Regions from separate parts of the Homo sapiens genome. Here region 1 is linked to region 2. A link is a contact called in ENCODE Hi-C data. All regions are on one chromosome and are shown on one strand. Each heading gives the region's core, a stretch centred on a gene start or an enhancer-like site at or near the end of the contact. The rest is flanking DNA. Distances are from core to core; before and after follow the strand shown.

Region 1 (3,868 bases), core at 1,153-3,652, 2.3 Mb after region 2:
TGGTATTCTATTACAGCAACACAAAATGAACTCAGAAAGGGAGGGAACAGCTAGCACATAGATACTGAGGTGAGAATGTGCCCAGATTGTTCCAGAAGAGTGAGGATGCCAGTGTGACTTGGGGAAGTGAGCAAGAGGAAGAGTAGAAGTGCAGGTCAGAGTGCTAAAGGAGGGGAAGGAAAGATTATGTAGAGTCTTGTGCTTATTATGGGAACTTTTATTCTGAGTGAAATGAGGACCCAAGGGAGGATTTTTTAAAAATTTAATAAAATGATATTAATATACAGTCCATATTTAGGTTTTTATAATGGTCTCATCAATGTCCTTTTAAAAAGAATATCCAAATTTTTATTATCATTTAAGGAAATAATTTGCACAATGGGCAAAATCAAATTTTATTGCATACATAATAATATTAATAGTTATCATTTAAGACTACTAGGACTGCACTAAGAAAGGCCATCTAGGCTGGGCGCGGTGGGTCATGCCTGTAATCCCAGAACTTTGAGAGGCTGAGACGGGTGGATCACTTGAGGCCAGGAGTTTGAGACCAGCCTGGCCAAAATGGTGAAACCCCGTCTCTACTTAGATGGGCGTGGTGGTGTGTATCTGTAGTCCCAGCTACTCGAGAGGTTGAGGCAAGAGAATTGCTTGAACCCGGGAGGCAGAGGTTGCAGTAAGCCGAGATCGTGCCATTGCACTCCAGCCTGGGCGACCGAGCGAGACTCCGTCTCAAAATTAAATAAATGCCATTTTTGATTTTTTTAAAAATTAACGACTTTAAAATGACAGTTTATAGCTCCTCCTCCCCATTCAGGATCCAATCAAGGTCATATACTGCATTTCATTGTCATGCTTTTTTTTTAATAGCTTGAGGTAAAATTCACATACCAAATGATTGACCCATTTAAAGTGTGCAATTTAATGGCTTTTGGTATATGCACAGAGTTGTGCAACCATCACCAGAAACTAGTTTTAGAACAATTTTGTCACCCCATAACCTTTAGCTGTCACTCCCCAGGTTCCTCATTTCCCCAACCCTATGCAAACCACCAATCTACTTTCTGTCTCCATAGCCTTGCCTACTCTGAGCATTTCACATATGTGGAAGAATACAATGTGTGGTCTGTCTTCTTTCCCTTCACGTTTTGAAAGGTTATCCATGTAGCATGCATCAGTATCAGTACTTCATTCCTTTTTATGGCTGAATAATGTTCTCTTGTATGGGATACTTTATACTATTTATCAAGGGAGGGTTTTCAACAGAGGAGTGGCCTGATCCGAGTGGCATTTAACAAGGTTCACTTTCCTGTTGTTCTAAGGAGCAGAGAATGATCAACTGCGTCAAACGCTGCTTTTAGGGAAAATAAGATGAGGCCCACGAATTGACCAGTAAGTGCTCAAATAGGTTAAGGGAAAAAGGAATTTAATTAGAAGACATATTCTGATATACATTGCTGGGAGTGATTTTTTTTTTTTTTTTTTTGCTTCATGTGAAATTTATTCCTCAAAAAAAAATCATTTTTTCTAAACGTAACTCAACATTATAGTAATTATGCAAGATTTTATGCAGCTTCAAGAGTTAGCCAAGAGAAAAGTTGACTCTTGCAAGAAGATATTTTCAATGTCTATGCAGATCAGGTAGGTAAGAGTTAAGTGCGGGGGAGTTGGCATCATCTAAAAGACTGTAGAAATTGGACCAAAAATGTGGAGTTCTAAAGCAGTATCTCCTTATGGCATGCCATTATTTGGAGCAACAAGGTTACCTACTCGAATCACTGGATCCTGAGTTGACACAAAACGCATCTGTTGACTCAGGGTTTGTATAACCACGTGCAGTATTTACTAGGCTATCCAATTCTGGGTACGTACAACTTCTGGGGCCTGCAAATTATTGGAGAGTGAGTGAGGGGCAACGAAAGATAGACATAAAAGGGCGCGTCTCGAAAGGTAACTGTCAACATGCACTCCACGTTTATAGAACGATTCAGTGGGCGCGGTGGAAGCGTTAATGAACATTTCAGAAAATAAACATATGGAACATCGAAATTCACTTGCAGATAATGGACTAAGTCCGCTCCACCGGGACTAAAAAGGCAGGGTTAGGAAAGCCTGAACGCCGCCACACTGTTTTTTCTCCAGGAAGAAACGGGGCGTGGGGCTGCCGGTAGAAGGGGGTGGCTCCGGCCGCTCCCCCGCGCCGTCCTCCGGCCCCGGCCGCGCTGCGCTCACGCCGGCCGGGCCGGGAATTTGGAGAGGATCCCTGGTCGCGCGGCAGCGGCGGCGGCGCGCGGGTGAGCGGGTGAGCGTGTGAGCGGGCGGGCGGGCAGGCGAGTGCGCCGGGTATTGGCAGCTGAGGAGTGGAGGCTGGGCAGCTCCGACTCCCTGACGCCAGCGCGACCAGATCAATCCAGGCTCCAGGAGAAAGCAGGCGGGCGGGCGGAGAAAGGAGAGGCCGAGCGGCTCAACCCGGGCCGAGGCTCGGGGAGCGGAGAGTGGCGCAGCGCCCGGCCGTCCGGACCCGGGCCGCGAGACCCCGCTCGCCCGGCCACTCGTGCTCCCACACGGACGGGCGCGCCGCCAACCCGGTAAAACGAAACAGACCCGAACCGAACTTTCCCTTCATGCCGCGTCCCAGCCCTCCCCTCGGCGCCCCGGGCTTTCCAGCGCCGCCGCCGCCGTCTCTGCACGCGTGGGGCCGCCGCGGTCGTGCTGGGCTGGGGGCGCGGGCAGCGGCGGGAAGGGGGCTCTTTCTGCGCGGGGCGGGCCGCGACCCCCCCCCCCCATGATGGCGCCTCCCGTCTGCTCGGAGGAGCGAACCTGCTACCACGTCTTCTCGCGCCCAGCCCGCCGGGCTCCCCTGGTGTCTTTGTTGGGTCTTCTGCTGTGGGAAGCCCAGTTCCCGGGCCCCCGAGCCTCGGCTCCCGGGCCTGACCGCGCTGGGATCTCCCCGGCCGCGCTCCCCTTCCGCGCGCTCCTCACATCTCTCCCGTGCTGCCGCCGGGCCGAGGCCCGTTCGCGTGGCCCGCGGACCCATTGTGTCCCCCGCGCCGGCGGGGCGACCCCTGCGGGAGCTGGAGGACGACCGCTGGCGCTGCTCTCCAAGGCGCCTGGTGGAGCGGGTCTCGCGGGCGGGGGACCCCGGCGCCCCGGGCCCCTCCACATCCCGCACGGGTTTTCTTCTCGGCCCCAGCAAGCCTCTTTGGGGTCGAGGTCAAGGAAAGTTCGCACCGAGATCCCCTCTAATTTATTCAAAGGTTTGGCGGCGGCGCGTAATTTTTTCCCCCTCTTCCGCCTACACCCGCTGCGTCTCCTGGTGTCTCGTTCCTTTCCCTTTACCGGAGTCGATTGCCTCACTGCATGTGTATTCGTGAGTTCGCGGTTGAACAACTGTTCCTTTACTCTGCTCCCTGTCTTTGTTAGTGTTTCTCGGGGTTGTTTCTGTAGGAAGGTGGGGGTGGTGGGCGTGAGAGACAGATGTGGGCTTGTTTTTCTAGTTGCTGAAACTGTATGAAGGCTTTAAAGGGAGAACGTTTTCTTGATGTGCTTTAGGAGGGGAGGAGGAACAAATGCCTGCCAGATCTCACAGCTACAGTAGCTGAGCTTTTGTTTATTTTGAAGAGCATGCAATTTTTAAATACACGGTGCAAGATAACCAGTAAAGGCGCGTTCCTTCTGAAAATTGAGGCCGGTCTCAGAACCATCTCCTGAGAAAGCATCCTTTTCGTGAGTGCTGAGACAACTGTCCTTTTTCTCTGCCCTCCCCCCTCTTTTCTTTCCATTGTATCTGAAGTTTCAAAGTACGTGGAATGATACAGAAGTTGCATGATTTCTGTTATTTCTTCCTGTTGCTGAAACTCTCAGCCGC
Region 2 (3,536 bases), core at 196-2,695:
TCAAGTTTTAAATTTACCAATATTTTTTTCTTGTCTACTTTGGAATAATCACTTCGCTGGTACTATTCAGCAATCTTCATTCGTCCTGTTAGTTTCTTAGCACAAAGATTAATTCCAAATTTCCTCCACTCCACCTCAAATCCACGATCCTTCTTAATACTTAATTCCTTCTTAATATTTTATTTTCTATATTACCTTTGTCTTCCACTGTGGCATTATTCCCAGTAAAGACAAACATCTGTGTACCTTCACCTCCTATTGGAAAAATCATTCCTGTCTCTAGCATGACTGATAGATTAATTACCTCAATTCTCTTTTATCTTCCGTATCTTCCTACGAGTCAACTTGGTCTTAAGTTCCCTTTTACTCAAGCTCCTGTCTCCTCTAAACTGCTCTTCTTAAGACTACCATAATCGACGTGTGAATATATTAGTGTAATCGTGTTTGTAACTTGGTAAAAAAACAAAACACTATTTAGCAAACTGAAGTAACAGAATTTTGTTCATTTTTCTACGGGACATTTTAAATGACCTATTTCTTTAAAGTTTTGTCTGTATTACAGGGCCTTAATGTCTAGTTTCACAACTATATTAACCAAGCCTGAAGCAGGCTACAGTTAGGCAATATTTTCCAATATAAAGACCTCTGATTAAATTCTTACTGTGAATCTTCGGAATTTGGCATGAAACAGAACAAGCATGATTGCACCTGTTCTTCCCTATTGTAAACCATCTTCGGTGTCAACATATACAATAAGTTTTGTGGTATTTCCACCTGGTTTTCTATTTTCAAAGTACCCTTGTATGACACAGGTATAAAAATATTTTGATTCTAATCTGCCATTTTCCTTACTCTCACACTTTTTTGGACGGCTTATAATTTTCGATATGGTACAAAGCTCACTAACTGGTTCTTTGCTAGAGGCCTGCTACTGATACTGATGGTCGCTAAATGCTAGGTACGCCGCCAGTATTGCTCTTACTTCAATACCGACATCGCAGGATAAAGGCAGTCACATTTAGGCGCGCAAGCGCAATTCTTGATTAATGAGCCAAGGCAGACTTCTCAATCCGAGTTTTGAGTTTTCCTTACTTTTCCCCCAAATGCTCTTTTCCTCGGATTTCACATCGATAGCACTTATTCGAGTTTTCACGAGTAACCTGACGCAGGCGGAACCGACGAAGACTAGCCGGCAAGAATCCTACAGTCGCAGCCATCTGCGCAGCGTCCGCCGGGGACGCTCCGCGCGGAAGACCGCCTGTGACTCGACACACTCTCCAGTGACGCGGCCGTCGCCGCACCTGCGCGGCGGGGCGGGAAGGAGACTCCCAGCGCCGGGGGGAAGGGAGTCTACGACTCGGGAGGGAGGTGGGGGAGCAGGGAGGGAGAGAGGGAACAAGGGAGAAGGAGAGAGGCGGACAGGCGGAGGGGCGGAGGGGCAGAGGGGCGGAGGGGCGGTCCTTCCGGAGGTTCTTAGGTCCTTCACTTCCTGTTTGCCGGCACTTCAAAATCCGGGTCAAAGGGTGTCGCTTCGGTCTCTTCTCCCCGGCTGATCCCAGCACTCTCCGTGACAGCGCCTCCTGACTCAGCCCAGGACCGGCTTCTTCTCACGACCTGCTGGAGACTGGACGCCCACACCTGACCCGGAACTCGGAGGCGTGCTTCCTCCACCCGCCGGCTAGCAGCCCCGGGCCCTGAGCTCCCGCCGACGCCGCTGGGGGGCCCGACAGGCCCCTCGGCGCTGATGCTGAGTGGGATCGAGGGCCCGGGGCGGCGGCGGAGTACGGGCCTCTGGCGCCTTAGGCCAGCCGCAGGTGTCGGTTCTTAGGCTCTCCAGGCTCGCTAGCTCCCGCCCCGGCTTGGATGGGTCTCCCTGCGCCATAAATGTGGCTGCTGAGGCGGCGGTGGCCGTGGCCCGTCGCGCTGCTGCTGCGGCGCTCCAAGTTCATCTCCGCCCCGGGGCTCTCCTGCCCCACCTCGGGGCTGCCGCCACCCGCTCCTTATCCCCTGGCCCTGGCCTTGCAGCGTGGCGACAATGGACAAGATCCTGGAGGGCCTTGTGAGTTCCTCGCATCCCCTGCCCCTCAAGCGGGTGATTGTGCGGAAGGTGGTGGAATCGGCGGAGCACTGGCTAGACGAGGCGCAGTGCGAGGCCATGTTTGACCTGACGACCCGGCTCATCCTGGAGGGCCAGGACCCTTTCCAGCGGCAGGTGGGGCACCAGGTGCTGGAGGCCTACGCACGATACCACCGGCCAGAGTTCGAGTCCTTCTTCAACAAGACCTTCGTGTTGGGCCTCCTTCATCAGGGCTACCACTCTCTGGACAGGAAGGATGTAGCCATCCTGGACTACATTCACAACGGCCTGAAGCTGATTATGAGCTGTCCGTCGGTGCTGGATCTCTTTAGCCTCCTGCAGGTAGAGGTGTTACGGATGGTGTGTGAGAGGCCGGAGCCGCAGCTCTGTGCCCGACTGAGCGACCTTCTGACCGACTTTGTGCAATGCATCCCCAAGGGGAAATTGTCCATCACGTTCTGTCAACAGCTGGTTCGAACGATAGGCCATTTCCAGTGCGTGTCCACCCAGGAAAGAGAGCTGCGGGAATATGTCTCCCAGGTGACAAAAGTGAGTAACTTGCTGCAGAACATCTGGAAGGCCGAGCCTGCCACACTACTGCCTTCCCTGCAAGAAGTTTTTGCAAGCATCTCTTCCACAGGTAAGGGTCATTATCTTTCAGAATATCTCATAAAAAATCAGTATATGTCTCTCTTGCACACACACATTCACACCATGTTTTCCTCCTGCCCTAAAAACATTCTTAAGCGAGAGCAAATCCTAATACCTCATCCCAAATTTATTCACATTCACTACCTTATTCAGGACGTCACATCGTACTTTAAAAACAGGCAGCGTTCCCATTTTAAAGGTTGAGAACGTCCAGGTCTAAGACCTTTGGCACTAAACAAGTTGCTTAATTACCCAGCCTCTGCTCAAGTTATTTGGAATGCTTTGAGGATGACAGCTACTGCAGAAAGCTTCCATTCATTAGTGACTAATGGTAGCATGATGTTTACCATAGTATTTATTGTACGTGTCTCTAATTTTGTAATGAGTTTTTCCCCCATTTTTGTATTTCCTCATTTTTGAATTAATGGATTGTGCAGTTTGTTTTATTACTGGATTATCCCAGATAACTATGAAGTTTTTAAATAGTGACATTTTTTGTCTACAGTATCTAGTAGACAAAGGAGGAATACAGATAGAATGAGGGAAGGAAGAGTACGAGGATTTAAATATTTGTTTTTGTGCCCATGAACTGCATTCTCAGAAAGCAGAGAAGGGTCACATGATACTTGCCTAGAAAATGCTTTCTCGCCGAGGAATTTTACCAGTACCTCTACCTTCGTTGTTCTGTCTTGGACCTTTCAGGTCTGAATAGATTCAAAATCATGTTCATTTCCGCTCTACTTGGTACAAGCATTCTCCTTCATTTATAACACCAGTGGGGACTGTGTGGCTGTTCAAATTGAACTTG

What was found. Hi-C counts contacts between places; a loop is a spot of excess contacts on that map. Pooled maps may share reads with other maps.
Region 1: a pooled map shows a loop between it and region 2 (14-fold over the local background). The contact joins the promoter of SMAD1 here to the promoter of USP38-DT in region 2. A Hi-C loop is called at or near these places in 2 of 37 single-sample maps with no recorded cell type and 12 of 50 pooled maps.

Annotation. Positions count from the first base shown.
Region 1 is chr4:145,479,451-145,483,318 of GRCh38, forward strand. SMAD1 (SMAD family member 1) reads left to right here and starts at 2,403. Exons shown (of 7, transcript NM_005900.3): 1 at 2,403-2,588. RefSeq lists silencers at 2,172-2,301, 2,472-2,631, 2,972-3,031, 3,122-3,221.
Region 2 is chr4:143,183,416-143,186,951 of GRCh38, forward strand. It overlaps USP38-DT (USP38 divergent transcript), which reads right to left and starts at 1,446. Exons shown (of 4, transcript NR_185979.1): 1 at 1,093-1,446. It overlaps USP38 (ubiquitin specific peptidase 38), which reads left to right and starts at 1,502. Exons shown (of 10, transcript NM_032557.6): 1 at 1,502-2,717. The coding sequence starts at 2,036. RefSeq lists enhancers at 552-1,437, 1,438-2,322 and silencers at 1,374-1,423, 1,644-1,893.